2 separate regions of the Homo sapiens genome follow, and region 2 is linked to region 1. Evidence: read pairs that join two places in POLR2A ChIA-PET (ENCODE). Cell type or tissue: PC-9. All regions are shown on one strand.

Evidence for each region. Peaks named below come from ENCODE experiments on the same cell type or tissue, not always from the same donor. Only the 100,000 strongest peaks of a DNase experiment are listed, where the experiment ranks them.
Region 2: POLR2A ChIA-PET joins it to region 1 with 16 read pairs; 2 of 35 experiments call an interaction of 5 or more read pairs at or near these places.

What each region holds. Positions count from the first base shown.
Region 1 is chr20:50,428,027-50,430,526 of GRCh38, reverse strand. It overlaps the pseudogene RN7SL636P. Among named protein-coding and RNA genes, the nearest start is that of PTPN1, 81 kb to the left of the region's middle. In PC-9, no CTCF peak of the experiment used is centred here; no DNase peak of the experiment used is centred here.
Region 2 is chr20:50,740,575-50,743,074 of GRCh38, reverse strand. The region is part of intron 2 of PARD6B (par-6 family cell polarity regulator beta); the gene reads right to left. Among named protein-coding and RNA genes, the nearest start is that of PARD6B, 10 kb to the right of the region's middle. In PC-9, no CTCF peak of the experiment used is centred here; DNase peaks (open chromatin) are centred at 974 and 2,159; H3K27ac peaks cover 2,500 bases.

The DNA.
Region 1 (2,500 bases):
CTTTCTGGCAAGGGCCGTGTTGTGCGCTGTAGGGTACCGAGCAGCATTCCTGGCTGCCACCCACTAGGGCCGGCGGTTGGCTTCCTCTCCCAGTCGCGGTGATTGAAAATGCAGGGCTGGGCACGGTGGCTCACGCCTGTAATCCCAGCACTTTGGGAGGCCGAGGTGGGCGGATCGCTTGAGGTCAGGAGTTTGAGACTAGCCTAGCCAACATGGTGAAACCCTGTCTCTACTAAAAATACAAAAATTAGCTGGGCGTGGTGGCGGGCGCCTGTAATCCCAGCTACTCAGGAGGCTAAGGCACGAGAATCGCTTGAACCCAGGAGGTGGAGGTTGCAGTAAGCCGAGATCGCCCACTACACTCCAGCCTGGGAGACAACGGGACCCTGTCTCAAAAAAAAAAAAAGAAAAAGCAAAAAGAAAAAAAAATGCCTCCGGGCATTGTCAAATGTCGCCCAGGGTACAAAAGTGTCCCTGGTTAAGACCCACTGCACTAGACCCGCTGAAGAAAACCCCTTAAACCAACCAGACAGGGCTGGTATGGGCTGGCATGGGGACTTGCATGGGGCTGGCATGGGGACTTGGGACTGCTCCCCCTTCCACCCTCTACTGCTTCTCTTTACTCCTTCCCCAGATTGGCAGATCTGGTTCTGCTACCCTCCCCCTGGGATCATTTGGGCAGGGGCTTAACCTCTCTGAGCTCCATTTTCTCATCTGAAAAATGGGCCTTAAGAGGCCTTCTTGCACAGGCCCATTTGGAGTGATGATTATAATCATAACGTTGATGGTAATAATAAAACAGCTCACAATTTCAGAATGCCAACTTTGTTCCAAGCCCCGTGGTAAGTGATTTACATGTCTCAACACATTGAGGCTTCACACCCAGTGTGTTAGGCTGGGGCTGACAGTGCAGACACCCACTGCCCATGCCCGGGCTGCTAACTTGCTATTTTCCCCTCCTTAGGGTGTCACATTCCACATTCCAGCCAGTGGGAAAAGGAAAGGGGGAATGGCATACCCTTTCCCTTTAAGGTACAACCTAGGCTGGGCACAGTGGTGTGAGCCAGAAGTCCCAGCTACTCGGGAGGCTGAGGCGGGAGAATCACTTGAGTCCAAGAGTTCTGGGTTGTAGTGCGCTGTGTCAATCGGGTGCCTACACTAAGCTCAGTATCAACATGGTGATCTCCCTGGGAGAGGGGAACCACCAGGTTGCCTAAGGAGGGCTGAAATGGCCCAGATCGGAAAGGTCAAAACTCCCGTGCTGATCCAGTAGTGGAATCACTCCCGTAAATAGCCAGAACACTCCAGCCTGGGCAACAAAGTGAGACCCTGTCTCTAAAAAAAAAAAAAAAAAAATACAGCCTGGCTGGGCATGGTGGTTCACCTCTGTAACTCTAGGCCAAGGTGGGAGGGTCACTTAAGGCCAGGAGTTCGAGACCAGCCTGAGTAACATAGCAAGACCTCATCTCTAAAAAAATTAAAATTAATAATTAAAAAAATAAAGTACAGGCTGGGTGCAGTGGCTCATGCCTGTAATCTCAGCACTTTGGCAGGCTCAGGTGGGGGGATCATGAGGTCAGGAGATCGAGACCATCCTAGTCAGGTGAACCCCCCCGTCTCTACTAAAAATATAAAAATTAGCTGGGTATGGTGGTGTGTGCCTATAATCCCAGCTACTTGGGAGGCTGAGGCAGGAGAATCACTTGAACCCAGGAGGTGGAGGTCGCACTGAGCCGAGATTGTGCCACTGCACTCCAGCCTGGTGACAGAGCAAGACTCCCTCTCAAAAATAAATAAATTAATTAACTAATAAAATAAAATAAAATAAAATAAAGTACAACCTGGAAATCAGCCACATAGCTTACAGTCACATCCCGTTGGCCAGAACTTGGTCACATGGGTACATCTGACTGCAAGGGAGGCTGGGAAATGTACTTTTTATTGAGACAGTCCTATGCTCAGCTACAAGTTCATTACTATGGAACTAGGGGAAGATACTTAGGGACAACTAACAGTCTCAACCACATTCCATTTCACAGATAGGGAAACTAAGGCACAGCATAGTTAAGTGGTTCCTCAAGGTCACAAAGAGAGTAAGGAAATAAGACAATGTGTGTAAAGTGCCAGGCAACATTTAAGTGCTCAAAGCCAGCCTTCTCTAGCCACGCTCTTCCCACACATCCTTTGAGTATCATCCATTGAAATTTATTTGTTTCAAGGGTCCCCTTTAGAGGAGCATGCTGGAATTTCATGCACCGTGAGGACTGATAAGTTTTCTTCTGCCCTTGAAATCCACACCCTTTAGGTCATCCAGGTGAGATCCACAAAATAACCCAATGGTTTTCAGGATAATTTCTCAAGCAGAGCAAAGGACTCACATGCCCCAGTAGGAGATATGTTGAGGCAAGTTCCCGGCCAGAAAGATTCTCCTCAACTACACGGAAACTGAGGCCCAGAGAGGGGACAGGACTTTGCCGAGGCCACACAGCCAGCTTCTGAC
Region 2 (2,500 bases), 310 kb before region 1:
ACAGCAATAACCTCAACAATGAGAGCAGAAAGTCTATTCTGTACCTTCTCTTCCCCATCTCCCGAATCAATTAGGATAAACTCTAATACTCTTAACAGGGAATGGGGGATTGGGATCCTCTGCATGAAAATAACTTTTAAGATACCAGGTTTCTTGTGCTTTGTTTTTGCTCCCATGATAACTGCTCTAGGAATAGAGTATGGGGTTTTTCTTCTAACAATAAATTGTTATAAAAATTTTTCAAGATATCCAACAACACTATCTTAAACTTCAGACTATAAAGTAGTTTACACATTGAATTGTAAGCTTTCACTTTAAAGAAATTTTAGTAGAGTATCAGATGTTAAAAGATCACATAGTTTTAAATTTTAAAATGGTTTTGCAATTTGCTTTTCAAAAATCACTTGGGGGCCAGGCGCAGTGGCTCACACCTGTAATCCCAGCACTATGAGAGGCTGAGGAGGGTGGATCACCTGAGGTCAGGAGTTTGAGACCAGCCTGGCTAACGTCGTGAAACCGTGTCTCTACTGAAAACACAAAAATTAGCCGGGCATGGTAGCACACGCTTGTAGTCCCAGCTACTTGGGAGACTGAGGCAGGAGAATCGCTTGAGCCCAGGAGGTAGAGGCTGCAGTGAGCCGAGATCACACCACTGCACTCTAGCCTGGGCAACAGAGTAAGACTCTGTCTCAAAAAAAATAAAATAAAATAAAATAAAATAAATCACTTGGGGCCAGGCACGGCGGCTCCCACCTGTAAACCCAGCACTTTGGGAGGCCGAGGTGGGCGGATCACTTGAGGTCAGGAGTTTGAGAACAGTCTGGCCAACATGGCAAAACCCTGTCTCTACTAAAAATACAAAAATTAGCTGGGCGTGGTGGCACGCATCTGTAGTCCCAGCCACTCTGGAAGCTGAGGCACAAGAACCTGGGAGGCGGAGGTTGCAGTGAGTGGAGGTCACGCCCCTGCATTCCAGCCTGGGTGACAGAGCAAGACTTAAAACAAAACAAAACAAAACACCAGTACATATTAAGTGTAACTTCTGCCTTACTGATGCCTAACTGAAATCAAAAAGCAAACAGAAAATGTGCTGTAATCAAGCAGTAAAATGTAACTATACTTAATGTCATACTTTATATTAGTTCCTTGAATTAAATGTTCATTAAGGTTTACATAAAATCAGATTTCTAGTTAAGCATCTGCTCAACTTTGCTTAAAAGACAGAGTGCGGCCGGGCGCGGTGGCTCACGCCTGTAATCCCAGCACTTTGGGAGGCCGAGACGGGCGGATCACGAAGTCAGGAGATCGAGACCATCCTGGCTAACACAGTGAAATCCCGTCTCTACTAACAATACAAAAAAAAAAATTAGCCGGGTGTGTTGGCGGGCTCCTGTAGTCCCAGCTACTCAGAGGCTGAGGCAGGAGAATGGTGTGGAGCTTGCAGTGAGCCGAGATCGCGCCACTGCACTCCAGCCTGGGGGACAGAGCTAGACTCCGTCCCCACTCCACAAAAAAAAGAGTGCATGCATTATAGTACACTAAGTAAGTCTGCCAGATTTAGATGCTGCGACCTGATGGTAAACCAGACAGACAGGAAACAAGTTAACATATTCTTAAATAAGATATTTCCAGGTCTTCAGAGGATGATGTGGTAAAGGTGGGAAGGTGGAGGGCTTTAGTTAGGGTAGTCAGAAGAGACTCCTCTGACAAACTTATCTGAGCTAAGCAGGAGGAGGCAGACGTGGGAAGAACCGAGGGTGAAGTGTCCTTAAGAATAACCAAGCATAAGAGCACAGAAACAGAAACAAGCTAACGGCTGGGTGCAGTGGCTCACACCTGTAATCCCAGAACACTTCGAGGCCAAGACGGGTGGATCACCTGAGGTCAGGAGTTCGAGACCAGCCTGGCCAACATGGTGACACCCCATCTCTACTAAAAATACAAAAATTAGCCAGGCATGGTGGCATGCACCTGTAGTCTCAGCTACTCAGGAGGCTGAGGCAGGACAATCACTTGAACCTGGGAAGCAGAGGTTGCAGTGAGCCGAGATTGCACCACTGCACTCCAGCCTGGGTGACAGAGCAAGACTCCATCTCAAAAAAAAAAAAAAAAAGAAACAAGCTCATCAAGTCTGAGGAACAGGAAGGAAGCCAGTGTGGCTGACTGTGATGAGGGAGTGAGAGAATGAGGGAAGATGAGGTTGGGAAGTCCAAATCAGAAGGGATTTTATTCTGGTTGCAATGGGAAATCATCAGAGGGTTTTAAGCAGGAATGAACTGACTACCTACTTTCATTTTTGCTAAAGTCATATTTGTATTAAATTTATATTTTTAAAATCTAAAATATTTCTGTTGAATTGCCTATTTCTAAATCAAATTCTAAGGGCTATCAATTATATTGGACATTTTACCATTAATAAATAGAAAACATTTGCACATAGAAACATATTTCTAAGTTGTAATTCCTATGACAACAATAAAAACCATCAAAGGTCTCAATA